2 separate regions of the Homo sapiens genome follow, and region 1 is linked to region 2. The links are chromatin loops, found by intact Hi-C in ENCODE. Cell type or tissue: heart left ventricle. All regions are shown on one strand. Each heading gives the region's core, and the rest is flanking DNA. Links, peaks and the distances in the headings are about the cores only.

Region 1 (15,044 bases), core at 3,889-11,888, 150 kb before region 2:
TTGCAGTGAGCCGAGAGTGCGCCACTGCACTCCAGCCTGGCAACAGAGCAAGACTCTGTCTCAAACAAACAAAAAACAAACAACAACAGCAACAACAACAAAAACATGGTTTCCTTCATCAGTGAAAATACACCTTTCCTCGGGCCTGGTGATGCCCAGATCTACCTGAATCGAACTATTTCATTCACATCTCCTTCATTTCCCTTGCTCCTACCTGCACTTTCCTTGCCCAACGCCCTTATCTTACAAGGTCACAAGGACAGAAGGCAGGAACAGTGAAGCGCTGGTGCACGCCCTGCTATAAAGGCAGAACCTGCAGTCTTGTTGGCAGGCTGCCCGCAGCCCTGGCATGGCCACACCTGACTTTGCCATGGCACGGTGCCCGGGAGCTGGGGATGATCACACCCCATGGTGCAAATGAGGGCTAGGCTGGGGCCTGGGGTACAGCCAGGGACATGGTGGCCAGGCTCCATCTGTCACATAATCGTGGTCAAACACCAAAGAGACCAAAGCTGAGGAACACTAGAATAGAGCAAAGTGTCAATTTTATAATCCGAATGAGAAACACATGATTGATAGAACAAACACAGGGTTAAAGCATACCGGGGAAATGTTCACAGCTGATGAATCTGGGTAAAGGGTATACGGATCCTCTTTCTATGCAATTTTCTGTCAATTTGAAATAAAATTCAAAGTTTAAACAAAAAATTCAAGTATTCACCATCTCTAGGTGGTAATAGGGATAATTTCCTTTTGCAACTTTTCTCTGCTTTTCAAATTGCCTGTGATGAGGGAGTGTTGTTTTTATCATCAGAAAACATTATTAAGGGCTGGGCATGGTGGCTCATGCCTGTAATCCCAGCACTTTGGGAGGCCAAGGTGGGCGGATCACCTCAGGTCAGGAGTTCAAGCCCAGCCTGGCCAACAAGGCGAAACCCCATCACTACTAAAAATACAAAAAAATTAGCCAGGCGTGGTGGTGGGCGCCTGTAATCCCAGCTACTCCGAAGGCTAAGGCAGGGAGAATCGCTTGAACCCAGGAGGCGGAGGTTGCAGTGAGCTGAGATCACGCCACTGTACTCAAGCCTGGGCGAAAAGAGCGAGACTCTGTCTCAAAAAAAAAAACAGAAAAAAGAAAAAAAGAAAAGGAAAAGAAAAGAAATGCTCTTGGGTGGTGTGGGGCAGGGGATGGGGCTCCCAACAAGGGTGGAGTTTGCATCAAAGCTGCTGGGGGCCAAGCCAAGGTAAATGTCAATAATTAATTCCAGGGTCCCCAGATCCTGCCCCGTGCCTTTTGACTTAATGGCTACTTGGCTGCAAATGAAAAGAAAAGAGAGGGGAAGGGCTGAGACCGTCTATGACTCCCACAGCTGGTTTTCATTGGGCATCTGATTCCCAAATGTTCAGTTCCTAAGTCAGAAAGATGGGAGTGGAATGAGAAGGTGAAGAGGAAGAGAAAGGCATGGCAGGCAGAAAGCAGAGCCGAGCAGAGGAGAGAGGCGAGTAGAAGCCAGGTGTGGGAGAGGAGAGGCCAGAAACTGCAACCTGCTGTTGCTTCAGGGAGGTGGCCTTAGGGCCAAGAGGAGCAGAAACAGGGGTGAGCAGGCAGCAGAATCAGCACACAGAAGGCCTTTTAAAAAAGTGTGGCATGGGCCAGGCGCAATGGCTCACGCTGTAATCCCAGCACTATGGGAAGCCGAGGCGAGTGGATCACTTGAGGTCAGGAGTTCGAGACCAACCTGGCCAACATGGTGAAACCCTGTCTCTACTAATAATACAAAAATTAGCCAGACGTGGTGTCACGCGCCTGTAATCCCAGCTACTTGGGAGGCTGAGGCAGGAGAATCGCTTGAACCCGAAAGGCAGAGGTTGCGGTGAGCCGAGATTGCACCACTGCACTCCAGCCTGGGCAACAGAGTGAAACTCCGTCTCAAAAAAATAAAATAAAAATAAAAACAAAAGTAATGTATAGTAAGATACACACAACATCAAATTCACCATTAAGTACATTCACAGTGTTGTGCAACCATCACCACCGTCCATCTCCATAACTTTTTCATCATCCCAAATGGAAACTCTGTAGCCATTAAACACCAAATTTCCATTTCCTCCTACCTCGGCCCTTGGTAAAATATCACCAGTTTACAAAACACGCAGGATAGCGTCTACCTCAAGCCTGCAAGTATGAGTTTATAATCACTAATTCTTGTCTGTTTTGTTTTTTTCTTTTTTTTTAAATTTGGAAGGCACGTAGGATTGTAAAGGTTAGCTGCCCAAGTTTGTCCAGCCACCACTCAGAGAGCACAAATGGTAGCCCCGGCATTGCAACTTTGGGAGGCTTGAGATGGTAGACATTGTTTGTTATCTATATAGGGTTGACTGTTGTAGCCTGAAATGTTTGGCTCATTCTTTTAAAAAAACTAAATCTTCTTAGAGTCTTTCCTCTAATTGTGCTCAAGTGAGCTCCAGAATCAGATTAAATAACCACAGATTCAAAGTGTGACAACTGTATCCTGTTTCATTATACAAATAGAAGTCTTGGGAAGTTTGCAAGTTGCCCAGAATACAAGCACTAGGCAAATTCAGATAGTTTGCAAGATTAGAGTCCAATCCTGTGGTCATTGGTAGACAGGCAAATTTAATTGAAGAGGTGTCACTGAATTCAAAAACTGAAAATACTTCAAAAAATAACATTGAATCAAATAGGTTTCAAAATTATTCCATGCAAAGGGAGATTATGGATAAAGGGAGTTGGCAACTGAGCATGCTAAATCAAATTCAGCTTTCATGATAAAATGGATTTACTATTTGCATTTGTTTAACAATGCCTCCCTAAAAGTCACCAGCTTCAAGAGTTATACATTGTATTGAAACGAATCTTAACTTATTAGGGGAAATAGTCATAGCAGGTAGCCAGTAGCCAGTGACAAAATACCAGCTGTGAAAATTGAGGCAAATTGAGAAACTAGAAGCTTTTCCACTAAGATCAGGAACAAAGCAAGGATGCCCCCTCTCTCACACTGCTTTTCAACATCTTACTGGAAGTCCTAACTAATGCAATAAGACAGGAAAAGAAATAAAAGGTATACAGATCAGGAGCAAGGAAATAAAGCTGTCTTTGTCTGCAGATAACATGACCATTGTCTTCGTCCATTGGGGCTGCTATAACAAAATATCTTAAACTAAGTGATTTATAAACAATAGAAATGTATTGCTCACAGTTCTAGAGACTGGGAAGTCCAAGATCAAGGTGCCAGCAGATTTGGTATCTGGTGAGGGCCCATTCCTCATAGATGGTGGAAGGGGCAAGCATGCTCCCTCTGGCCTCTTTTATAAGAGCACTAATCCCATTTATGAGAGTGGAGCCTAATCACCTTCCAAAAGCCCCACCTCTTAATACTATTGCATTGGCTATCAGTTTTTAACACACACACACACACACACACACACATATATATATATATATATATATTTTTTTTTTTTTTTTTGAGATGGAGTCTCGCACTGTCGCCCAGCCTGGAGTGCAGTGGTGCAATCTTGGCTCACTGCAAGCTCTGCCTCCCAGGTTCATGCCATTCTCCTGCATCAGCCTCCCAAGTAGCTGGGACTACAGGCACCCGCCACCACACCCGGCTACTTTTTTTGTATTTTTAGTAGAAACGAGGTTTCACCATGTTAGCCAGGATGGTCTCGATCTCCTGACCTTGTGATCCGCCCGCCTCGGCCTCCCAAAGTGCTGGGATTACAGGCATGAGCCGCCGCACCTGGCCTAACATACAAATTTTGAGAGGATCCAAACATTCATACCACAAAGCATTTGTCTACATAGAAAATCTTAAAGAATTGTCAAAAAGAAACTTCTGGAACTAATAAGCAATTATATAAAGGTTGCCAGATACAAGGTTAATATACAAAAGTCAATAGCTTTCCTTTATACCAGCAATGAGCAGGTGAATTTGAAATTAAGAACACAATACCATTTACATTAGCACTCAAAAAAAAGAAATACTTTGATATAAATATAGCAAAATATGTACAAGATAGATATAATGAAAACCATAAAACTGATGAAAGAAATAAAAAACTAAATAAATGAAAAGATATGGCTGGTCACGGTGGCTCATGCCTGTAATCCCAACACGCTGGGAGGCCGAGGTGGGTGGATCACAAGGTCAGGAGTTTGAGACCAGCCAGACCAACATGGTAAAACCCCGTCTCCACTAAAAATATAAAAATTAACCAGGTGTGGTGGCGTGTGCCTGTAATCCCAGCTACTCAGGAGGCTGAGGCAGGAGAATCACCTGAACCCAAGAGGTGGAGGTTGCAGTGAGCCGAGATGGTACCATTGCACTCCAGCCTGGGCAATAGAGTGAGACTGTCTCAAAAAAAAAAAAAAGAAAAGAAAAGATATTCCATGTTTATGGATAGGAAAGCTTGATATTGCCAAGATGTCTATTCTTTCCAATTTCATCTATGGATTCCATGCAATCTAAATCAAAATGTCAGCAAGTTATTTTGTGGATATCAAGAAACATTCTGAACTTTATATGGAGAGGCCAAAGACCCAGAATAGCAACATAACACTGAAGGAGAAGAACAAAGTTGGAGGCCTGAAGTTAGCTGACTTAAAACGTATTTAAAAGCTATAGTAATCAAGACCATGTGGTATTGGTGAAATAGACAAATAGATAATGGAACAGAATAGAGAGCCCTGAAATAGACCCACATAAACAGTCAACTGATCTTTGACAAAAAAGCAAAGGGAATACAATGTTATGGTTTGCTTGGTCTCCTGCCAAGTCTCATGTTGAAAGCCAAGTCTCGTGTTGAAGTTTGATCCCTGATGTTGGAGTTGGGGCCTAGTGCGAGGTGTTTGGGTCATGGGAGTAGATCCCTCCTCAAAAACCTGCTGCTGTTCTTGAGGTAGTGAATGAGTTCTTGTTCTATTCATTCCTCGAGAGCTGATTGTTTAAAAAAGCTTGACACCTTCCTCCTCTCTCTCTCTTCCTTCCCCTCTTGCCATGTGATACCTGCTCCCCTTTGCCTTCTACCCTGAGTGGAAGCAGCCTGAGGCCCTCCCCAGATGCAGATGCTGGCACCATGCTTACTGTATAGCCTGCAGACTGCAGAACCATGAGCCAAATAAACTTCTTTTCTTTATAAATTACCCTGCCTCGAGAATTCTTTTATAGCAATACAAATAGACTAAGACACAAAGATCCTCTTTTTTTTTTTTTTTTGAGACAGGGTCTCACTCTGTCGCCCAGGCTGGAGTGCAGTGGCACGATCTCGGCTCACTGCAAACTCCACCTCCCAGGTTCAAGCAATTCTCCCGCCTTAACCTCTCCAGTAGCTGGAATTACAGGCACCCACCACCGCGCCTGGATAATTTTTGTATTTTTAGTAGAGACAGGGTTTCACCATGTTGGCCAGGCTGGTCTTGAACTCCTGACCTCGGGTGATCTGCCCACCTCGGCCTCCCAAAGTGCTGGGATTACAGGTGTAAGCCACCATACCTGGCCCAATAAATGGTGATGGAACAACTGGACATCCATATGGAAAAGAAAAAGTGATTCTAGATACAGACCTTACACCATTTATAAAAACTAACTCAAAAAGGATCATAGATCTAATTGTAAAATGCAAAAGTATAAAACTCCTCAAAGATAACATAGGAAGAAACCTAAATGAGTTTGGTTATGACAATGACTTTGTAAATACAATAACCAAAGGCCTGACCCACGAAAGGAATAATTGATGAGCTGGACTTGATTAAAATTAAAAACTGCTGCTCTGCATGTGTGGGGCAGGGAACATATGGGAAATCTCTGCATCTTCAAATTTTTCTGTGAACCTAAAACTGCTTTTGAAAAAAAGTCTTTAATTAAAAAAAAAACTTTTAAAGAAAAAAATGAGACAAATGAGTTGACAAATTCCTGAGAAAGCAAAGTAAATCGTTTGTCAAAATAATTATTGGACAATACAAAACTAGCCCAAATCTAAAATTTATAAATTAAAATTATAATTATATAAAACAAGTTTTGGAATGGATGTAAAATTTCTTTGGGTCCAAGAATGATCTTTTTCACCAATTCCCACTATTCAGATGTTGTTGAACACATCAGCACTGTGAAAGAAAAAACAAGTTATGGGGGAAAATATCTCAGAGTAAGTGGATCTGATTTTTTTTTTTTTTTTTTTTTGAGACGGAGTCTCACTCTGTTGCCAGGTCTCCAACTCCCCGGTTCAAGCAATTCTCCTGCCTCAGCCTCCTGAGTAGTTGGGATTACAGGCATGTGCCACCATGCCCAGCTAATTTTTGTATTTTTAGTAGAGACGGGATTTCACCATGTTGGCTAGGATGGTCTCGATCTTCTGACCTCATGATCTGCCTGCCTGAGCCTCCCAAAGTGCTGGGATTACAGGCATAAGCCACCACGCCTGGCCAGATCTGACTTTTAAGGCTACAAATAAACCACAGACTGATGTCAAATAGACAGAAACATTTGAATGCTGTGAAAAGACAAATGACACCCACAAAATACAAGGAAGAGAGGCACAGTTAAGATGTATAAAAAAGAAGGTGGTGGCTGGGTGCGGTGGCTCATGCCTGTAATCCCAGCACTTTGGAAGGCCAAGGTGGATGGATCACCTGAGGTCAAGAGTTCAAGACCAGCCTGGCCAACATGCCGAAACCCCGTCTCTACAAAAATACAAAAATTAGCCAGGCATGATGGCAGGTGCCTGTAATCCAAGCTACTTGGGAGGCTGAGGCAGGAGAACTGCTTGTACCCGGGAGACGGAGGTTGCAGTGAGCCGAGATCATGCCATTGCTCTCCAGACTCAGCGACAGAGCAAGACTCTGTCTCAAAAAAAAAAAAAAAAAAAAAAAAAAAAGGTGGCTTTTGGCTTATTAAAATATTGTACTTTTTTTTACTTTTTTTTTTGAGATGGAGTTTAGCTCTTGTTGCCCAGGCTGGAGTGCAGTGGCACGATCTCAGCTCACTGCAACCTCTCCCTCCTGGGTTCAAGCAATTCTCCTGCCTCAGCCTCCCAAGTAGCTGGAATTACAGGTGCCACGACCACACCTGGCTAATCGTTTGTATTTTCAGTAGCGACAGGGTTTCCTCATGTTGGCCAGGCTGGTCTCGAACTCCTGACCTCAGGTGATCCACCCATCTCGGCCTCCCAATGGGCTGGGATTACAGGCATGAGCCACTTCAGCCAGCCTTGTATACTTTTTTATTTTATTTTATTTTGAGACAGAATCTCACTCTGTCACACAGGCTGGAGTGCAGTGGTATGATCTCGGCTCACTGCAACCTCTGCCTCCCAGGTTCAAGCAATTCTTCTACCTCAGCCCCTTGAGTAGCTGGAATTACAGGCGCGGGCCACTACACCTGGCTAATTTTTGTGTTTTTAGTAGAGACAGGGTTTCACCATGTTGGTCAAACAGGTCTCGAACTCCTGACCTCGTGATCTGCCCGCCTCGGCCTCCCAAAGTGCTGGGATTACAGGTGTGAGCCACTGCGCCTGGCCTCTTATTCACTTTTTTAAAAGAGGATTTCAAAGCATCTGGAAAACATGCCTGCTGTTGGAAACCCTGCACGGCAAATTCAGTTTGCAAGCGTCATTCAGATGTTGGTTGACGACAATACACCCGCCTCTCGGGCTGAGCGGTTGCGCCGTGTTGGGTCCTTTTTCTGTCACTCGGTGACACTCCAAGTTCTGTGCAGTCCTTGGTACAAACAAGGCATGGTTTGGAGGGAAGGGACGATGGTGTTTGCATTGCTTGGGGAACAACCCAGCTAGCATTTTCCACATACTCTGCATATACTATCCAGTTTATGACACTGGAGAATCTTGCGTCTTCTGCTGGGAATCATTGGCTCTTCCTCCCCCATATTCACAGAATCTTGCCAGTCTTCGAACAGGTGGGGGTCAGTGACTGTGAGAACAGGCACCCCAGTCCCGGCTTTGAGTCTCCGTTCTGCTCCAATCTGCCCAGGCGTCTCCTTTCACTACCAGCTGCTAAGTAATCTCCTCTCCGACAGCTCGGCCAGGGCGACTCACAGCGCCCCCTGCCCTGCAGCCAGTGATCTATCCCGCTGCTCATTCCCCGGGGATCTGCCACCTCCAGCGCCGGTGCTGCCATCTGCTCTGGCCGCAGCCCGCCAGGGGACGCAGGGCCCAGGACGGGCAATGGGGGGGTGCCGCCCTCCCCAGCCCCCTCTGCGGCAACCCCCCCCCCCGCCCCCGGCAGCCTGAATCCCACCCACCCCGGGCCGCGACACTCCCACCACCGCCCGGGTGGCACCAGGCTCGCGCCACGAGCCGGGGTTGTGAGGACTCAGCGACTCTAGCAGCGCCGCGCACTGGGAATCTTTGAACAGTGCGTTGATCTTTGTGTTTTAATTACCACTGTCGCCCTTAGACCCAACACTCTAGTTTCTATTTATTTATTTATTTTTGAGACAGAGTCTCACTCTGTCGCCCACAGTGGAGTGCAGTGGTGTGATCACGGCTCACTGCAACGTCTGCCTCCTGGGTTCAAGCGATTCTCCTGACTCAGCCTCCTGAGTAGCTGGGATTACAGGCACCTGCCACCACGCCCGGCTCATTTTTGTATTTTTAGTAGAGACAGAGTTTCGCCATGTTGGCCAGACTGATCTTGAACTCCTGACCTCGGGTGATCCGCCCGTCTCAGCCTCCCAAAGTGCTGGGATTACAGGTGTGAGCCACCACGCCCGGCCTCGTTTTTAAAAATGAGTGTTTTTAAACACTCCTATTGGGAGGCTGGGCGCAGTGGCTCACACCTGTAATCCCAGCGCTTTGGAAGGCCGAGGCAGGTAGATCGCCTGAGGTCAGGAGTTCGAGACCAGCCTGGCCAACATGGCGAAACGCCGTCTCTACTAAAAATACAAAAATTAGCCAGGTGTGGTGGTACACATCTGTAATCCCAGCTACTTGGGAGGCTGAGGCAGGAGAATCACTTGAATCTGGGAGGCAGAGGTTGCAGTGAGCTGAGTTCACACCACTGCACTCCAGCCTGGGTGACCAGAGCGAAAACCTGTTTCAAAAAAAAAAAAAAAGAATTATTATATTGGGAGTATTTTGTTGTTTTTGTTGTTGTTAATTGAAAATCCATACCAATACTGAGAAAATCTCTCATTTTTTGTGTGTTACTGGCAAAGAGAAAATGGAAGAATGGCAACTAGAAGAACAAAACTTGGACACAGATGAGTGTCTATAAACGAGGGCCCTGGGCTTGGGGCTGAGGCTGGGTGCCAGTCAGTGTCAGCTCTCAGGAAGGGAACTGGGCAAAGGGATTTCTGTCCTTTTTGGATTTGTGTACCCACTTGTTTTGGACAGAAGAGGCTGGGTTATGCTACAGGAACAAACCTCCATGATCTCAGTGGCCTAAGTTCATGAAGCCTTTTTCTTGCTTAAGTTAAATATCCATGAAGTGGAGAGGGGCAGTCTATACCCAGTCCTCACTAAGGGACACAGGCTGACACAGACCCCTGTCTGGAACATTGACCACAGGGTCAAGGCAGTGATGACGCACGTTGTTCCCTGGCCGTTAAAGCTTGTACCTGGCAGGGATGTGTCACTTTCACTCCCATTTCATTGGCCAAAGCAAATCACGTGTTCACACCTAACCTCAATGATGCGGGAAAGCCTGACTCCACCATGGGCCCAAAAAGGGAGAAAGGGATGTTTCAGTGTAGCGACAGGATGATGACCAGCACATCATCCTGTCACTGCACTTGGTCAACTTCTTTGTGAAGGTCTGAACCAATAAGTAAGCCAAGGAAAAGGGAAGAGATGTGATCATTGGAAAGAAGCCACATTTGTCATCATTTCTAGGTTATTTTTCTATCCCCTGTCCACTTAAGAGGGCCATGCCTGGCAGAAGTTTGCATCAGTGCCCAGCCCACAGAGGCATGAGTAGGCCTGGGCACGGAGTACACAGTTACCCAGTATGCTCCTTACCTACCTGGCACCTCTTGGCTGACAGAAAAGCAAAAAGCTTCAATAGGTGAGAACCAGGGGAAAGAGACTTAAAACAAAGTATTAATAAATCATATTCACATAGGGCTTCTCGCTTGCAAGTTATAGTTTATGTCTGTTATTTTTTAATTTTCATGGTTATTGTAGTAGATATGTCACACTGTATCTCCAATTCACCAAAATGGATCAATGACTAAAAAGAGGTTCTATAAAATGCAAAGTAATGATGAAAATGGCAGCATAAATCCTCAGAAGGGCACTGTAAACATAATGAGTAAATGGTTCTGCAATATAACTATGGAAATACAAAACTATATATTCAAGGACAAACAAGTTCTTGAGTGGTGATTTTACACATGCAACCATAAATGAAAATTGTGAGTCTAAGTTCAGTGAGGAATACTTGAACATTTCATTTATTGGACAAGCAATCCATTTGCCCCTAGTCCTCGATATATTACTGTTAAAATGAAAATGCTGATATATAGTAGTCTGGAGCCATAAAAAGTGTTTCTCATTATCTTTAGAAAAAGCAACCAATTCCATTTTTCCAGAATAAGCACAAAATAACTTTCTAATGTAAAATTGATTATTCTTCTTATTAAAGGTGCGGAGGAGACTAAAGCTACAGAAACATCATTCTAAATTGCTGTCCTCTTAGCAAATGCACCTAGATATCAGTCGTAAAATTGCCAAGAAGACCGTAAATCAGCTCACAGATCATAATGAAGACTGTGCTTGGAGAGAGATCCAAAGGATATTGACAAAGCTCCTCTATCAGATAACAGAGCACACAAAGCAGAAATGCAATTACTAGTGCACACACATGTTAGCCAATACTTTGCTTTTGAGCAAACCAAACTCCTCATGTGCAAGGCATAAAACAGCCCTTGGTGCATGTGGGGTTCAAATATGAGGGAAAAATGCTGCCTGGCTTGTCGCTTTGTTTTTCGTGCCAAAGTATGATAAGAGGCTTTTCATTTACAGATTATTTACTTTGTGAGTCATGTGCTAGAAATGGCACTTCAGGACCCGTGCCAGAGTTGAAGCCGCTGTGGCTGAGCAGCGAAGAGCTTTGCTCTGTGAATAAAAGAGGTTGTTCCTCATGCTGCTTTATTCACAGAGAAGAGTTAATGGTCAACAAAATGCTTCTGGACCCTGATTCAGGGTTAAAGGAAGTAATAAAAAGAATACAAACTTCGTCTAATTCTGGATGAGCTCAATATTGGCACAGCTTTTCAGCCTGCTGTGAGGAAACACAGGTAGTATGCAGGTCAGTACACTTCCAGTCGGGGATGACAGAAATTCAATTTCAAGTGGATTAAACAATAAATGGAACCAATTAAAGCATTTGTGATGTCAGGGCTCTGGCTCTGGCTCGCTGCAGGTGCCTTGGCTCTGTTCTCTTCCTTGCGTTGCCTTCTTTTCAGACCAGCGTCTCCTGTGGTAGAAAAATTGTTACAGCAGCGCCAAGCCCACAGTACGCCCCACCTATCTGGACCAACAGAGAGTCTCTGTCTCCCACAATTCCCAGGAAGGTCCTGAGGTTAGCATGGATTAGACTGGCTCAGGGCACGTGTCCACTCCTGAGCCAATCACGGTGTGGCTGGGGGTGGAACCCACTTACTGCTCCACCCCTGCCCTGATGGCAGCAAACAGCAAAGCAGCAGCAAAAAGGAGAGAAGGGAGTGAGGGAAGAAAGGAGGAGGGAGCAGAGGAAGGGAAGGAGAGAAAGGAGGGAGGGAAGAAAGGAGGAGGGAGCAGAGGAAGGGAAGGAGAGAAGGGAGGGAGGGAAGAAAGGAGGAGGGAGGAGAGGAAGGGAAGGAGAGAAGGGAGGGAGGGAAGAAAGGAGGAGGGAGGAGAGGAAGGAGGAAGGGAGGGAGAGAGAGGAAGAAAGAAATGAAGATCTCATGGATATGAGAACATAATTAATGTTTCAAACACTCTCTTTAAATTTAAAATCATTGATGAAACTCTACTTTTTTTTGAATTACAATTGATGATCTATGAATGTGCCAAATGCCCATTCAGTGGTCTGTGGTGTGAAACGTTGAGAAAGGATGCCTCGAGATGCTTCTAACACCTAAAAATACCCCTTGCAGGCCAGCTGTGGTGGCTCATGCCTGTAATCCCAGCACTTTGGGAGGCCGAGACAGGCGGATCACTTGAGGTCAGGAATTTGAGACCAGCCTGGCCGACATGGTGAAACCCCGTCTCTACTAAAATACAAAAATTAGCCTTGCATGGTGGTGTGCCCCTGTAGTCCCAGCTACTTGGGAGGCTGAGGCATGAGAATCACTTGAACCTGGGAGGCGGAGGTTGCAGTGAGCCGAGATCACGCCATTGCACTCCAGCCTGGGCAACAAGAGTGAAACTCTGACTCAAAGGGTCATGGACCCTTTGCAGATCCATGTTCTCCTAAGTAGCAAATACTTAGGCAATTATTACAAATGAATTCCCCTAATAAAACTCTCCTCCCACCTCCTCCTCACAGGACATGGAGTCAGTGCATGGCAGGGAGAGAGCTGGGAGCGTCAGGCCAGGCTTTCCACTGCGGTGTCTTTCTGGGTGTCAGCTGCACCACTGTCCTGAACTCTGTGCTGACCGGGCACTAGTCTGGTGTTTGAGACCACAGTGGGGACAGCACCAGCCCCACGTCGTTGGCGCTGTCTACAGGCTGTCCCCACCAAGGCAGCCCCTCTCTCTGCCCGGTCCTCTGTGGCTCTGCTTCTCCTTCAGCTCCTTCATCCTACCCCCTTGTCAGTCTGGTTTCTCTGTTTGTACAAGGATTTGACACCTGTCCCAAAAGGGCACCCTCAGCTCTGGGTCTCCTCACCTTCCAGGTCTGACAGCCAAGGCTAACCTATGATAACCACTGGTTCTCGATTCTAAATCTCCAGAAGAGAGAATCTGATTTGTGCAGCCTGCATCAGGCATCCACTCCTGGACCAACCAGGAAGCCTACGGGGCCCACCAGTGTGGGTAATATGAGAAACATGCTCACCTGTCCAAACCCAAAGGATGAACTTAGAGACATAGAGAATTGCAGAGGTGAGACTTGTGTTGTTGTTGTTGTTTTGTTTTTGTTTTGTTTTGTGACAGAGTTTCACTCTTGTCACTCAGGCTGGAGTGCAATGGTTCCATCTCGGCTCACCGCAACCTCCGCCTCCTGGGTTCAAGTGATTCTCCTGCCTTAGCCTCCCGAGTAGCTGGGATTACAGGCATGCACCACCATGCCCAGCTAATTTTGTAGGTTTTTTCTTTGTTTTTGTTTTTTTTTAGTAGAGATGGGGGTTTCTCCATGTTAGTCAGGCTGGTCTTGAACTCCCGACTTCAGGGGATCTGCCTGCCTTGGCCTCCCAAAGTCTGGGATTACAGGCATGAGCCACTGCGCCCAGCCAGAAGTGAGACTTTTAATGACAGTCTTGCAAGATCTGGTGTCTGGTAGGCAGGCACACCCAGTACAGTTACAACAAGCAATGTATCCCCTAGTAGGCAAGTCCCTCCCCCGGTTCCTCATAGGCTGAGTACCATGGGGTCACCATCTTCCCAGACATCACCTATTGGTCGTTGGGTTGGGGCTTTTAGGTGTTTACTTTAGGGTTGTCTCGCTGCAGTTTGTTGTGGCCCATAATGCACTGCAATCATAGTCAGCTAAGGTGCTCTTCAAGTATTTGACTTATGACCCAGGTGGCCAGGCAAGCTGATAAGAATAGATAAAGTGAGCTATTTTTCAGGCTAGTAAACTTTCATTCTAGACTAAACGCTTTGCTTTGGGTGGGGGTAACTAAGGGGGCCCTGACCAGCAGGGGTCTAGTATATCCTGTCCATCCGCAGGTTGTGGGCCCAAGCCTATTTGAGGCACTTTGCCTTGGAAATGGGCCACCGTAGACATTATTTCCTACAGTAGGAGAGAAGCTTGAAGCAAAGGGGACATTGACTCCGTAAGTACTTTAAAGCATGTCTACAAATCCTTTGAAAGACATCCTGACATCCTCCAAACGTACCTTGTGAAGACGGCTCATAAGGGCAACGCAGCCTAGATGGAGCAACAGGTGGACAGTCTCAAGCCGACCGTGCAGAATTAGGAAAAGCCCCAGCAGACCAGAAAAATCTCCATTCCCTGGTGACATGGGGAGAAAGCTGGCCTGACATGGCTCCAGAGCTGGCAGCACCTCTGGGTCCTGATAGAAGTCTGGGTGGCTGCCAAGCTGAGTCATCCAGGAGCTAAGGGAAACGACCTACCTGTAGCTAAGACCAAGCCTCACACCCCATCACCTGGGCTGGATCTTGTTCTCCTGCCAGATCTGTCGTATCTTTATTGGCTCTCCCAGTGACGGCTTCTGTGGTTGGAAATCATTCATTAGTTTTGCTGCCTGAAACTGAACCATAAATGAGGCACTGAGACAGGGGAAAAGCCTGGTCCATGTCGAGATCTGAGCTCAACCCTAGACCTAAGCTCCTGACTCCATACCCTGATTAGCAACAGCTGCCATCACAAAACCAATTTTTTTTTTTTGAATTTCGCTCTTTTTGCCCAGGCTGGAGTGCAATGGTGCAATCTCAGCTCACTGCAACCTCTGCCTCCTGGGTTCAAGCGATTCTCTTGCCTCAGCCTCCTGAGTAGCTGGGATTACAAGCACATGACACCATGCCCACCTAATTTTGTATTTTTAGTAGAGCCAGGGTTTCACCATGTTGGCCAGACTGGTCTCGAACTCTTGACCTCAGGTGATCCGCCCGCCTCGGCCTCCCAAGGTAGTGGGATTACAGGCATGAGCCACCATGCCCAGCAGACAAAACTAACTTTCTAAGCTTTTAACATGACCCTCAGACATTAACCAAGATGCTTGTCTAGACCACAAGCCCATTTTTCTTTTGTAGAATTTGCATTTCTCTCCTTGCATAAGAAGGAAGTATCCAGTGATGGTGAGAAAAACATGGGATCAGCAAGACCTGGGTTCGAGCCCTAGATTCCCCACTTAGGAGCCACAGAGTCTCACTCAGGAGGCTCACTTCTATGAGGCTGA
Region 2 (15,044 bases), core at 4,567-12,566:
TAGACTTTCCCAGAAGATGCTTTGTACTTTCTGCCTTGGCACTGTTGTGTTCATCCGCCTGGAAGGTCTTCCTCACCTCGTCCACCTGTTGCAATTCTTCCTCACCTTTCCAGGCCTGACTCAAATGCTGCCCCTGCCAGCAAGCTCCTTTTGCTGTCTTATCTCACCCTCCTCACCACTGCAAGTATGCCTGTCTTGTGGCACTACTTTCTGCCAGGCTGCCAGGAACCATAGTTAGTTCCTTGTGTATGCCTGTTGGTCTCCATATTAGATTGTAAGCTCCTTAAAGGCAGGGACTGTCTGATGATTATAGTCGAGTAGTTGAAAAAGCATAATCAGGCCAGGCATGGTGACTCACGCTTATAATCCCAGCACTTTGGGAGGCTGAGGTGGGCAAATTGCTTGAGCTCAGGTGTTTGAGACCAGCCTGGGCAACATGGCAAAACCCCGTCTCTCCAAAAAATAAAAAAATTAGCCGAGTATGGTGGCACAAGCCTGTAGTGTGCCACCACTGAGTGTGGTAGCATGAGCTACTCAGGAGGATCATCTGAGCCTGGGAAGTTGAGGCTGCGGTAAGCTGTGATCATGCCACCGCACTCCAGCCTGGGCAACAGAGTGAGACCCTGTCTCGAAAAGAAAAGAAAAAGCATAATCTTTGAAGTCATATATACCTGCAATCAAATCCTAGCCCCTTTGTTTATTAACTAGGTGGAAACTCTCTTTTTTTCAGGCTGTGTGGCTATACCAGTAACGTAGGGCTAGTAGTACCTGTCTGACAGAGTGACTGGGGGAGGGACATCCTGTATGTAGATCGCCCATTCTGGTGCCTGGCTCAGGATCAGTGTTCAATAAATAGTCTTGAATGGATGTGATAGGTCCTCTCCCCTCCCATGGGGCAAATGAAATATAAGTTAATTGCAATTTGGATAATTTCTGGGCTTCTGCCGTGTGCCAGACACTGGCCTTTGTGCTCTGGGGCATCTAGAGCCAAATCAAGTTCCTCAGCCCCAGGGAATCTGGACTCACGGGCACAGTTAAGTCGTGATCGGTTGTGAGATGTCACTGGTAATTAGCAATTGTGAATGAGTTTCTAAAAAATAAATCCATGCTAAGTCCAATTTATTTCTGTGATAATGTCACTCTTACTCCCTTAGATTCAAATCTGTTCTCTTGAGTGGGAGAGAGCGGGGCGGGAGCCTGCCCTGCTGTGTGTGGCGAGCAGCTGTTCTCCGGGAGCTAATAGCTGTGATGGTTGTGACTTTCCTTATACTTTGTATCTTGACAAAACTGTCTGGGATTTCATCCAAGTCTGGCTAAGTCCTTGAGGGTGCATGTGTGAGTCAATGTCACTTATCACATGGTGTCGGACATGAGGAAATGTTGAGAATTGCAGATCCAGACAGCAGGCCTCTCTTCTCTCCCTCCCTCCTCTCCTTCCCTCCACTCCTCCCTCAGTCCCAGGCACATTAAGTTTTCATTGGACCGCAGCAAAATGAGAAAAAATAAGGACCACGTAAAAACAACTTCGTGTGTTTGACTTTTCTTGAGGAGGGCTGATCTTTATTCTGCCAAATTTTCCTCTTTTGTAGTAGATGATGTATCTTCTAAGGCCCTTTTGCAGCAGAATTTTAAAATGGCAGCCCTGCGTCTGCCCACACTTTAAACTGGTCTGGGAGCCTGGCTTCTGCATCATTTCCTGACCTTACTACGAGCGTCTTGGACGAATGCCCAAGTCCTTAGGATCCTTTTTCCTCCCCTGTCAGCTTTGTTCTTCATTTGTTCGCTAGAAGGCCAAGGAAGACTGGAGTGCCCGCCTGTGTCCCCAATGTGGCGGGAAGCAAGAGGCAGGCCTGGACAGAGGCTGGATGGGTGGATGCTGAGTATCGAAGTCATCTGTGTTACTGGCTTGTCTCCTACTTGCTTGTGCCAAAGGAGAAAGCACAGAAGGTCGAGTCAGAAGGATGGATTGGGGTTCCGATCCTGGTTCTACCATTGCCGGCTGTGCACCCTCAGGCCACCCATAAAACCTCTCTGAGCTCCAGTGACTTGTCTGAGAATAGGGAGCTGGATCCTTCCCTCACAGGTGTTAGGAGGATGAAATGAGATGGTGGATGTGAAGGCACACCATAGCCACACCACTACCACCTCAGCCCCAAGAGGTTTCACAGAATTTCCTTGTGACTCTTTCCTCCTTCATTACTACCACAGTGGTTTGCACATAGTGGGAACTTGGGAGATAGTGGTTTGTTTGGCTGCACGTTTAGATGTGTAGCAGGTTGGTCTATGAAGAAGGATATCGCAGTTTCCTTCCTACTGCACCAGTAACAGGAGCTGAGTCCTTAGCCCCAATTTCCAGATGAGAAAACTGAGGCTGCCAGGTGCAGTGGCCCACGCCTGTAATCCTAGCGCTTTGGGAGGCTGAGGCAGGTGGATCACCTGAGGTCAGGAGTTCGAGACCAGCCTGGCCAACATGGTGAAACCCCATCTCTACTAAAAATACAAAAATTAGCCAGGCGTGGTGGCGCGTACCTGTAATCCCAGCTACTTGGGAGGCTGAGTCAGAAGAATTGCTTGAACCCGGGAGGCGGAGGTTGCAGTGAGCCGAGATCGCGTCACTACACTCCAGCCTGTGCAACAAGAGCAAAACGCTGTCTCAAAAAAAAAAAAAAGAAAGAAAGAAAGAAAGAAAAGAAAAGAAAACTGAGGCTTAGGGAGGTAAGCCCTTGTCTAAAACAGAACCAAGATGTGAATTCAGATCCGACGGTGGAGTCTGTACTCAGAACCACCATGACATGCTCCAGGTGTGTCCTGCAATCTCTCAGGTGCATGGTGGGTGGTACAGGGAGGCGAGCCGTGATCTAAGGGCCGCGGATGTTCCAGACATTGAATGGCTGCCCCCCTCCCAGGGGGCTGGCAGATATTTTGGGCCTTATTTCCCAGAACGCATTCATTTTTCCCAGTCCCTCCCACACACCCTAACCCTCTTTAGGATTCTTCCCAGACGCTTCAGACACAGAATAGTGAATGGTGACTGAGGTCAGTGCCACAAAAGAACAAGGGATAGCAGGACCAGGAACACTGGCCTTGACCAGGCAATGAGATAAAGGGCCCTTGTCTGTGCCCACTGTTGCTTAGGAAGAGCCTCACATCAGAGGGGGTGAGGATATGTAAAGCCCACAGATGGCCCTTGAGTGAGGAGGAGAGCAGGGGTAGTGGGAGAGGGAATAAGGCTGCCCCTGGCTTTGCACCACTGTGGGCCAGATGGGCTGGAGTCGAGCTTCTGTACCCAGGAGATTCAAGTACCCTGGCGGTGGGCACAGTTTTGTTTTTGTTTTGTTTTGTTTTGTTTTGTTTTGAGACTGAGTCTCACTTCTTCGCCCAGGCTGGAGTGCAATGGTGTGATCTTGGCTCACCGCAATCTCTGTCTCCCGGGTTCAAGCCATTCTCCTGCCTCAGCCTCCCCAGTAGCTGGGATTACAGGCATGTACCACCACATCCGGCTAATTTTTATATTTTTAGTAGAGACAGGGTTTTACCCTGTTGGCCAGGCTGGTCTCGAACTTCTGACCTCAAGTGATCCACCCACCTCGGCCTCCCAAAGTGCTGGGATTACAGGCGTGAGCCACTGCACCCAGCCACAATTATATTATTAAAAGGCTCTTTTAGACCTGACATGACTCTTTCTGGCTCCAAGAGTTCAGGCACATGCTTCTCTGCATGGAAGATTGATAAGGTTGTTAGAACCTCTGGTTCTGCTATTTTTGGTAACATTCTTTGAGGAGAGTTTTAGGACTGTGGCTGAATGACTCTAGCTGTACTATAATGATACAGCGTCATAAAAAATTCTCCTGCCTTTCTGTATTTGGAAACACATCATCTATAACGATTCCTTTTTATTCTGTCTCATCTCTTTTAGGTCCCCAGAAGTATGTGTAGTGGTTAGAAAAAGCTCTTTGTAGTCAGGGCCCTTAGTAAACTTGGCTGAATCATGGTGACCAAGTCCTGGCTGATTAACGCTGGTAGCAGAGAGCACTGTGATAACAGCGCAGAGAGCTTTAACGTTTCAAATCGCTCACATACACATACCTGGGGCTTGCAACAGCTTCCTGAGAACGCAGAGATAGGATTTAGTATCCCGTTTCATAGAGAAGGAAACCAAGGCTTAGGTGAAATTACTTGCTGACGGCTGCAAAGAAAGGAAGTGAGCAGAATGCTCGTCTTTGACAGAGCTGGTCTCCATGCCTGCACACTCCGGCTTGCGGCCCACACAGTTCTTAGCTCTGCAAGATGCTGCACAGGTCACTCTCCCACTGGCTTTTCCCCGTTGTTCCTGAGAAATGGGCCTTGGTCATACCTCTGAAGTCATGGGACATCTCAGCAGGATTCTGCATGTTAGAGCAGCTGTCACAGACCCTGACCTCCTGGAGGGTGGCATGTCCACAACTGGCTCCTGGTTCCCTCCTGGCTCCTACATGCCAGCACTTTTTAGCCTCCGGGATGAATTGAATCAAATGGAAACATCTCAGTGGAAGATGCCTAAGAAGCTGCTTCCACATTTTTCATTGTTCCCCCTTGAAATTCTCAGAGATAAACAAACTGTGTGCCCTTTTCCTTCTGTCATCAGTGTAGCCGCCACCTCTGTCACACCTGGACAAAGGTAGAGGAGGAAGCAGTAAGGCTAGGAGGACAGCCTGGAATTGGAAATACGCCTTCACATTCATGAGCAAAGACAAAATGATTCCCTGAATTTTGTGAAATAAGGAACCTGACCAGAAAGTACAATGAAATTGTGCTTGGTAATTCACCAGCTTGTAGAGAGAGACAAACAAAAACTGCTAACATCTGAGTGGTACAAATGCCCAGAATTGATGAGATAAGTGGAGCCATCTGTCCACTGGGAAATCAGAAAATACCAATGTCATTGGATGGGGGGGGGGGTCTGTGCCAGGCTTCCAGCCTCATGCGAGGGAGCCGACCAAATGGAGTGGCACCGAGTCATTGGAGCGGGGATCAAATCAAGAGCACAGCCCAGAAAGAGTGCCCAGAAAGCTCAAGGCTGGGCCAAACCAGGGTCAAGTTAACATTAGAAAAAGAGCCAGCAGGCTGGGCGCGGTAGCTCACGCCTGTAATCCCAGCACTTTCGGAGGCTGAGGTGGGCGGATCACGAGGTCAGGAGATCGAGACCATCCTGGCTAACACGGTGAAACCCCATCTCTACTAAAAATACAGAAAAAAATTAGCCGGGCGTGGTGGTGGGCGCCTGTAGTCCCAGCTACTTGGGAGGCTGAGGCGGGAGAATGGCATGAACCTGGGAAGCGGAGCTTGCAGTGAGCTGACATCGTGCCACTGCACTCCAGCCTGGGCGACAGAGTGAGACTCCGTCTCAAGAAAAAAAAAAAAAAAAAAAGTGAAAGAGACAGCAAAGGGGAAGAGCAAATATTTGATTCGTCTCCCTTCTAGGATGATAGGAGCTGTCCCAGTGGGCAGCTGATGTATGCTTGTGAGTGCCTCCTGTGTGCCCATGAGGAGGCGTATGAACAAGGGGTCAGGAGTGCCCATGCCGACAGCCGGGCCTGGATTCACACCTTAGCTGTGTCGCTAACGAGCTGAGTGACCTCAGGCCAGCGACTGACCAGCCTCATGCCTCTGTCCCTACAGAACCGAACTCCCGGGGTTGTTGCGATGACAAGGTGTGTAAATGCATGTGAAACACCGACAGGCAGGAAACCGACAGCCGTCACGTGTCATCACCTGCCTGTTAGTTACCGTGCTCGGCACCTTTGGGTTCCATGACTGTGCAGTGAAAGGAAATTTATTTGGAAATGTGAGAAATGCTGGAATAACATTATTTTGCTGTAGTTGTCTAATATAAATCATTAAAAAGGGCTTAACAACCTGGTGATTTGTATCCGCTTATGTCAGTACTTCTGAGATTAAAAAAAAAAAAAACTTTGAATTATGAGATAAATTGGGTTGAAGATGAAAGAGAAATGCCTGGATTGGCAGGAGTGCTGCCAGTCATCTCGGGTCCAGGCCCGTCTCTTTAGTAGAAGCCCCGTCGGTTAGGGAACAGCCATGTACTGAGTGCCTGCCGTGTGCTTGGCACTGTCTTAGCTTTACAGGCACTGTTTCTTTGAATTCTCATAACGGCCGCATGAGATGGATGTGACTGTACCCACATTACTGGTGAGGAGTCTGGGGCCCAGGGCCATACTGCTGGTGACTGACTGAACCAGCAGCAGCACCCAAGCCTCCCAGCTGCTGGGCCAGCAGGACAGGACCCAGTGGTCCAAGAAGGAGTAGGAAAGAACAACCAGGGAGCCTGGTGTGCCAGGGAGGGCACAGAGCAGCACCGTGCCCATTCCCCTGAAGATCAGGGCCTGCAGAGGGGCCCCCTTGCTTGCCAATAAGCCCAGACTGTCAGTGGTGACCTGAACATTTCCCTTCCTAAGCACAGCTTCTGGGAAGGAAGGCCCATGTGTGTAGCAGGAGGGAAGGCCCGTGTGTGTAGTGGGAGGGAAGGCCCGTGTATGCAGTGGGAGGGAAGGCCCGCGTATGTAGTGGGAGGGAAGGCCCGCGTGTGTAGTGGGAGGGAAGGCCCGTGTGTGTAGTGGGAGGGAAGGCCCGTGTATGTAGTGGGAGGGAAGGCCCGTGTGTGTAGTGGGAGGGAAGGCCCGTGTGTGTAGTGGGAGGGAAGGCCCATGTGTGTAGTGGGAGGGAAGGACCGTGTATGTAGTGGGTACGCGGGGAAACTGCATTTGCTCACTGCCAGCTCAAGCCTCCATCCTGCAGGCCTGGCCCACAGTCAGTATTTGTCTTGATAATGACAGTGTGGGCTTGCGGCATCGTACCAGTGTGTTCTTAACCAGGTCCCAGCATCTCGTGTTGACTCATCCTGCCGTCTGCAGACTTGCTGGCCATTTGGAAAAGGGTGCGGAGGAGTTAAGATGGGGAGGTGTCAGATTGTTACTGAGACATTTCTAATTTGCGATGTATGGTTTTGAAGCCAGCTCTTTTTTTCTGGTTTCTCCTGTTTTCTGCAGCACCCCCCGGGGAAAGACATTTTCTGCTCCCACCGAGTTGGCAGGGCCTGCTTCCTGAATCTCCTGGGTGTGTCTTAACTGCCAGTCCCAGCACCTCCTGAAAGCCCCACTCTCCTCCAGTGGTCACAGTGGAAGGATCATGGGAGAAACAGAAGGGAAGAAAGATGAGGCTGATTATAAGCGACTGCAGACCTTCCCTCTGGTCAGGGTAAGCCCCAGGGGAGGGAGGCAGGACTGCCGGCAGGGCCCACACAGCCTGGAGAGAGGTGGGTGGAGCTTGTCCCTTGCAGGATGGCAGTGGGAGGAAGTTAAGAAGGGCTCTGCTGGCTCAGACCTAGACATCTTGGAGTTGACAGTGATTCATTGTTTCATTCATTCATTCATTCACCAAGTATTGGGCCACCTACTCTATGCCGGGCACTGTTCTAGGCACTGTGGGGATGGTAAACGAGACAGGCGAAGGCCTGGCCCACATGAAATACATGTTTTAAGAACATGATCGTAGGCAGTAAGTACTATAATGAAAAATGAAGCAGGTGGAAGGAGCTGGAGAGCAGAGGTTAGCTTCTGGAGAGGTTTTGCAGATCAGAGACCTGAAGACAGAGAGCAAACCTCACAAAGACCTGGGGAAGAACATGCCAAGCCGGGGAAACAGAGGCACGGGAAGCCTGGGATGGGAATGAACTTGGCATTTTGGAGGCACAGAGAGAAGGCCAGCATGGCTGGAATGGAGTGCTGAGAAGGGTGGCAGGACATAACAGCACCAGTGGGGCCAGACCCTACAGGCCTGGCCAGCCACAGTGAAGAATGTGGTGAGAACTGTGGGTTCTGTCCTGAATCGAAGGGGGAACACTGAAGGGTTTTAAGCAGGGGAGTGATGAGATCTGTTTGGTTTTCAAAAGCTCACTCCAGCTGTTGTGAGCAGAATGGATTTGGAGATACCAGAGCAGAAGTGGGGAGACCAGCGAGGAGGCCGCTGTGGAGGCCCAGAGCGATGAGGGTGGCTGGGTGCGGCTCACGGAGTAGAGTGCGAGATGCGGTCGGGTTTAGGGTGTTCCGTGAGTGCAGAGGCCAAAGGACCTGCTGCCAAATTGGAGACTGGGTATGGGAGCAAGAGAGTCCAGGGTGGCTGCTACAGTCTGTCTTTTCCTGAGTATTGGGAGAAAAAATGGTATCAATTACCAGGAAAAGGAGATGGAAGAAGATGGGTTTGTGGGAATCAAGTTATTTTTAGACATCTAAGTGAGGCTGTCAAGTGGCCAGTTTGACAGAGTAGTCAGGAGCCCAAAGAAGAGGTTAGAGCTGGGGGTAGAAGTGTGGGAGCCCTCCCACAGAGAGGACACAGACAGGCGCGGAACACACAAGACCCCAGAGATGGAGTCGCTGGAGATGGGAGAGTGGAGGTGGGGCCCAGGGCCCTCCAGGAGCTGGGAGGAGGAAGGAAATCCAGCAGATCGATGGAGAAGGAGCAGAGGGAAAGGCCGGAGGAAAACCAGGGGCCCCAGAGAGCGCCCAGCGGCCTCTTCGGGCCTCCGGGGTGAGATTCCGTCGGAACACACTTCCATAGCCAGCATTCCCTCCGCCCTCAGCCGGCTTTCTTCCCATGTCTGTTGGCTGGAACCTGGTGCTGGCTTCGTGCCCTTGCAGAGAGCCTGGGCTTGAGAGCCCACGAGGCTCAGCTCCATGCCATGCCTTTGCCCCAGCTGCAGGCCCTCAGTCAGGAGATGGGTCACCTGCCCAGGGCTGGGCCAGGGAGGCTACCTGCTGTCCATGCCTTAAGCTTGGGACAGAGAGGCCAGCCAGGAAGGCCAGGTCACGGGCTAAGCCTGTCTCTTGTTTGTTACCCCTGCCCTGTCTCTAGCACTCGGACATGCCAGAGGAGATGCGCGTGGAGACCATGGAGCTATGTGTCACAGCCTGTGAGAAATTCTCCAACAACAACGAGGTATTGCCAGCAGTGCAGGCGGCCCCTCGTGCTTTTGATGGCCCCTGTGGGTGAATAAAGTGGCCCCTGTTCCCTGCAGTTGGCTCCAGACAGTACTGCTAGGATGAGGCCAGAGCCTTCCTTGGAAGCATTCAGTCTGGGGAAAGTCAGTGAGTGAGAGGCTGGCGCTGACTCCAGGCACTGACGGTCACACCCAGCCCTAGAGGAGCAAAGCCACAGGGGTCTCCATGACGCCCCTGCCCATGTTCCCTGCCTCAGGTGGGCTGCTGAATAGGGTGCCTTTCCCCGTGGTTCCATCCCAGTGGTGAACAGAGGCCTGCCCAGGCATCCATTCATGTATTCACTCATCCATTCAAAAAGGTGTTGAACAGGCGCTGTTCTAGGTGTTGGGGATACGGCCAGCAGGCATCAACGCAGGAAGGCCATTCATCAATCTGGTGGGGAGAGCGAGAAGTCAGTGTTGCGGCAGCCGGTGGGGAGGCAAGACACTGGCCAGTGGGAGCCCAGGCTTTGGGTCGGCCAGGCCCAGGTTCAGATCCTGGCTTCAGCCCTTCCCAGCTGTACCCTTGAATGAGCCATTTCTCAACTCTGAGCGCAGTTTCCTAGTCCTTAAATGGAGGGTGGCGATGGTGCCTCCTCACTGGGCCAGTTGTGAGGATGTATTTACTGAGACGATGGGGACAGAGTGCCCAGCATGGCACCTGGCATGGTGGGAGGCGCTGTTGGTGTACCTCAGGCGCCTGCACCTGGACTCGCCCTGCCGAGCGGGGGTCCCTGCCCCTCTAGACCTCCTCACACAGGGGGCACGTCTTGAAAGAGCAGGCACAGGAAGAAGTCGACTGTGGCCATGACTAGGGGAGTAGTCGGCGCCTCCCCAGAGCCCACTGAACGCATCAGGTACCTCGCAGTCTGCAGGGTGCCAGGTCTCTCCATCCAGTTGGTCCTGAGACTGCCTGGTGCCCCGCTTGTCCAGGTTACATCTGAGGGAGGTGGCACTGGCCCAGGAAGCCCGCACTAAGTGCAGAGCCAGGACGCAGCCCCAGGCTATCTCCAGACCTGATGCTTGCCTTCCCGCCTCAGCCAGTTTCTTCTTGACTGCTGAGTAATGTCTAGTTTTCTGTGCCTGTGTAATAGACCTGGCAGGAGGTGGCCTGCGTGGAAACCCTTTTTGAAGCAGGAGGACAAGAGAAATAGGACAGCAGGCCTTTCTCTTGCCAAGACCTCAGTGCCAGCCTTCTCCTTCCTGGAGAAGGACCTGACTCCTGCCCCCACCTGCCCTGCGCCCCCTTGATAAGTGCCCTCTTCCTTCCAGAGCGCCGCCAAGATGATCAAAGAGACAATGGACAAGAAGTTCGGCTCCTCCTGGCACGTGGTGATCGGCGAGGGCTTTGGGTTTGAGATCACCCACGAGGTGAAGAACCTCCTCTACCTGTACTTCGGGGGCACCCTGGCTGTGTGCGTCTGGAAGTGCTCCTGACACTCTGTCCCCTGCCCCGTCCCCTGCAGGGCCTTTTCCTGCCACTCATCTGGGGTGGGGAGCAGCCCTAGGCAGGTCCTGGTTTTTCCAAGGAGAGTTGGGGTCTTTTCTTTTTGTCTTTGTGTACCAGTTTCCTGAGCCACGCCCAGTGTGTGAACTTGACATCTCCATCCCCAGGCTCTCAACCGTCTCCCTCGGAGTCTCAGGGTGTGGACGGGGCAGCGGGCATGGGTCTGTGTGGGAGACGTGGGGTGGGGCGGTGTGACAGGGTAGAGGAGGTGGGAGATGAGATCTTCCGCACAGGAACACGCCAGTCCCCCTTTCTCCAGGGCTGCCTTCCCCTTGCATCCTGGGAGCCCCACTGCCCTGCCATCCCCAGTACTGCCGGGAAGTGTCGGCCGTCCTTGTCATTAGTGGTCATATGAAAATGGCCCCAAGAAGGAGATGATTCTTTCAAGGGACACAGGCAGCTTCTCTCCTTGTCCTCTGGGGAGGTGCTGACCCCTCAGAAACCCCTTCCCCCAACTTGACCCCAGGCTGAACAGACCACTGCATCTCACTGGGCCAGCAGCCCCCCCAGCCCCCAGCCTTGGTGGGGACCAAGCAGCCTTTCCCGTCCCCTCCTCGACCCGTACAGTTGAGAGCCAGGGGCTGGTGTGTGGGAGCTGCTACCTGGCAGTTTCTCGAGGGGTCACCGAGCCTCTGGTGGGACACCTGGGCAGGAGTGCTCTCACCACGAGGCTGCTTCCGCAGGGAACCCTGGCCTGCCCGCGACTTCGCATCAGGGACCGCATGCTGATTTGTACTGCTCTCTGCTGGGTTTTCTATGTTCTTTTCGAGTGTGGGAAAAGGGTTTTAGTAGAAGGGTGAATCGTATTTTACACAGCGGTCTTATTTATATAAATGTCTTGGTTTTTACAATTAAAATGACCAAAAACTGACCTCATTCTACAGTCTCTTGATGTTAGGGGAAGGTGTGATCAGTATCCTCAGGCTCAGGCACCTAGAGATGTTTCTGGTTAAACTGTGAGGCTGCTGGAAGCCCCTGGCCCAGGCATAGCCCCAGTGGACATGGCCTGGCCCCTCTCACCATTAGGTCACTGAGGTTGGGGGCCAAGTGCAGCTGGATGGGGCCACACGGACACTGAGATACGCTTGGCAGCTGGACTAAGCTACAGTAAAGATGTTTTCAGGCCCACAGAATTTCACTCAGTTCAACAGATGCTTATTCAATAGCCACTGAGGGTCAGGCCCCAGGAGCTGAGGATACAAAGACAAGCCATAGGTCTGGCCTCAGTGAGCTCTCGGTCCACTGCAGAGGACATGGGCCCCATCATTTCACTCATACGAAAAGTAACATTGTAAGATAGGGCGGGGCATTCTGGCAGGAGGAAGGAGGGACTCCAAGCCCAGCCTGGGGAGTACAGGGTCTCCAGTGGGGTAAGGCCTGACAGCCGACGCTTGAACAGAAAACGGGATCTTACCAAGGGAGAGGGCTGCTCTCAGGACAGAAAACTAGACATTACCCCAAGGCACTTGGGGTAAACGCAGGAGATGAGAAGTGACTTGAGGACAGGAGCCACGTGCAGGCCTGTGAAGCCCCCTCAGGGGTTGTCCCCTGAATCCGAGCCTCAGAAGTGAACACCCCGGGCGTGGGGAGAGCGGGGAGAGCCCGCCTTCCCATGCACACAGGGGCCCTCCTGAGATGGTCCCTAGGATACATGGGTCTGGGAGCTGAAGCCCTGTCCTTATCCCAGTCCCAGTCCCACCCTTGTGAGACTGAGCGTCCAGCACTAACAAGATCCATCAACAGATTGGCTGGGCAGCCTCATGGCGAGCAGGTAAGGTTTGCTCAGACCAGACCCATGCAGCCAAGGGGAAGGTTGCTGCCGTGTGCGCACCCGGTCCAAGAGCAGTGGGACAGACAAGAACGAGAAGGCGCAGTCGTTGCCTCAAGGCTGACCATCTGGTTGGGTGGCTTTCCAGCTGGTCCTGGCCCTCTGGGACTTGGCGGATGGGGCAGCTTCTTGGCCTCAGACCTGCCCTGGCCAGAACCCTGTGCCACTCGGGTGTTGCGGAGGGATTGGCAGAAGGGAGTGAACGGAGAGGCGGGGGCCGGCGCTGGAGGTGGGGAGCAGGCGCCGAGGCCTAGAATAGCTGCGCTGATTACCGCCCGCTCTGCATCTGTTCTCTCCTTTCATCTGCTGCACGTGGGCGCCAAAAAGCGAGGCTGGCTCAGCCGGCAACCAGGGTGGTGGGGGTGGCAGGAGCGTGGGTGCTGAGGCCCGCAGAGCTGGTTCGGGTCTGGCCCTGCTCCTCCTAACTTCTCTGTCTTCAGTGGCTCTGTCTGTAGAATGGGGATACACCGCACCCACCTCACGAGGTTGACGGGAGGCCTGGGACCGCAACTGGAACAGGTGACACCCCCGAGGTGTGCACCGCATTATCGCTGTGCCCCTCCTCTTGCCACCTGTGGACGGGGTGCTGACACCAGCTCCTCGGGGTGGGTGGAGATTCAGTGAGATGAGGCTTGTGCAGTGTCTGGCCCTCACAGTCACACCGTACGGTGGCACCACAGGTGGCGAGCAAACCTTCTACCCTAGTCACTCCTGTCACTGCAGCAGAACCCTCCTCACTTGCCTTCCCAGAAATGGGTCATTCACAGTCTCCCCTTCCTGCTCCCAGACAATGGTGTGGTCACCGTTGGGCCAGGTCAGGTGACGGAACCATGGCAGGTGTGTTTCCCAGGGGTTTCCTTGGCCCCGGTGGCTTTACTTCCACTCCCCAAGACCCATGCCAGACGTGGACACCTGGCCTTCCAGGGCCCTTGCTGCCCGTAACATTCAATAAGCATTTGATGATGGGCTGAAAGGAGAGGTCCGTGACCACGGAGAAGGCACCGTCCTTGCCACCCAGCATACAGGCTACTGAGGGCCAGACCCAGGAACAGAAAAGCAAGACAGGTTCATTTGCCAGAAGAGAGAAGACGGGGTTCAGGGAATCTGGAGTTCAGAGAAGAGAGTGACTCTCACTAGGGGGCTGGGGAGGACTTCACAGAGGAGGTGGCATTGAACTGGGCCTTGGCATTTTCCCAGGAAGGGGTGAGATGGGGGTGGGGAGGGGGAAGTCACCATTGTTTGAGGGACCAGCCGCCCGTGCAGAGTGGGGGCTCCAGGAAGCTCACAATGGGTTCAGGGAAGCCGGGCAGTGGCCGTGGATGGGAGAGGATATGGGGGTGGGGAGAGAGGACGGGCTGAAGGTGAAAGGGTTTGCTGGGGCTCAGGAGGAAGGAGGCTTCCCCCACTTGGCAGGCACTGGGCTTACCCTGATGTGTAACTCTCAGCAGACCTCCAAATTAGGGGTTGCTGTTGCTATTTACAAATGGAGAAACTCAGGTTTGGAGGATGGAGTGTCTGACCCAGGGTCCAGCTAGGGAGCAGCTGTAGCCGGGACTTGAACCTGGGCTGCCTGCCTGGATAGTCCCTGCTCTTCCACACACGCTGCATTCTCAGACCTTCCGTCCACTTCCCTCCTGCCCCGTCCCCCACAGACAGCTGGGCTCCCCGCGGCCTGGCCACGCCTTGGGCCGTCCATCTCCTAGCTGCTTCCCTCACCATCGCCAGGCCTCCCCTGCACCCTCCACGGCAGTTGCAGCATTTATAGTGGAGGCAGTGACCACAGGCCTGCCACCAACCCCGCCTCTTCGCTGCCATCTGCAGTATGGGGAGGAGGGCCTCCCCCCACTAACACCCCAGTCCGCTCTGCTGGGCCCAGCCAGAGTCAGTGTGGGGCAAAAATCGGAAACCTTGTCTGGACATGTCTAAAGGGAGTCACAGGCCCCAACCCCAGGGCCTGTCCCTCTGCCTGGGAGAGCAGTGAGTGCCCCGCCAGATCAGAGAGAGTGAACCATAGGTCCCCTTGCTGGGACTCCAGAACCACAGGCCTCCCAAGAGTGGGGAGCAAGAGGTGCCGAGGCAGTCAGTGTGAGAAGGTGGAGGGTGAGGGCTTGGTCACGAGGCCTTGTGTCGCCTGTGGAAGGGAGCGTGCTGCCGCGGGGACAGCCAGCTTTGAAGCTCTCTGCGGGGCCTTTGGAGAAATCTGGTGAATATTTCATGTTGCCTTGGAAGAGGTGCAGAGAAACTCCAGCATCTTGTTTAACCTACTTCCTGCTTCTCCAGAGGACAGACCCTACAGGTAGGCAAGGGGGTGTGCCCTTGGGCTATGGGGGCCCCCCTCAAACCAGTGTCCCCCACCCACGCCCCACAGCAGGAGTGAGAACTGTGCAGCAGAGGCTCAGCTCCTTAAGCGCAGAAGCAGGCAGCATCTGATTGTGTCCAGGTTTGGGAGGGGGTTGTCAGAGTGCAGCCACAAAAGCCACCACCCTGTCCTAATTTCCTTTCGTTCTCCTCATCTCATATTTAAAACAACCACCTCCCACTGCCAGCTGCTATCTCCAATCCTTAGAAAGGCCGTGGGGGTGGAAGGAGAGCACGCCTAGAAGGCAGAAGACTCGAATCATTTTGAATAATATTCCCAAACTATTAGATTCCTCAGACGTGCTAGGCACAGCACCAAGCAT

What was found. Peaks named below come from ENCODE experiments on the same cell type or tissue, not always from the same donor. Only the 100,000 strongest peaks of a DNase experiment are listed, where the experiment ranks them.
Region 1: it touches region 2 in a loop (1.9-fold over the local background); 3 of 110 quality-filtered maps call a loop at or near these places.

The regions. Positions count from the first base shown.
Region 1 is chr22:38,920,528-38,935,571 of GRCh38, reverse strand. It overlaps LOC105373032 (a long non-coding RNA gene), which reads right to left. Exons shown (of 3, transcript XR_938256.2): 2 at 14,022-14,396; 3 at 9,113-11,455. Among named protein-coding and RNA genes, the nearest start is that of APOBEC3A, 30 kb to the left of the region's middle. In heart left ventricle, for the core only: CTCF peaks have their summits at 8,091 and 11,440; DNase peaks (open chromatin) are centred at 8,081, 11,052 and 11,611; H3K4me3 peaks cover 1,447 bases; H3K27ac peaks cover 2,197 bases; H3K27me3 peaks cover 371 bases.
Region 2 is chr22:38,774,870-38,789,913 of GRCh38, reverse strand. DNAL4 (dynein axonemal light chain 4) reads left to right here. Exons shown (of 4, transcript NM_005740.3): 2 at 7,044-7,251; 3 at 8,905-8,988; 4 at 10,301-11,406. The coding sequence starts at 7,183. The coding sequence ends at 10,465. Among named protein-coding and RNA genes, the nearest start is that of DNAL4, 12 kb to the left of the region's middle. RefSeq lists an enhancer at 9,747-10,247. In heart left ventricle, for the core only: no CTCF peak of the experiment used is centred there; DNase peaks (open chromatin) are centred at 7,293, 8,673 and 12,553; H3K27ac peaks cover 3,191 bases.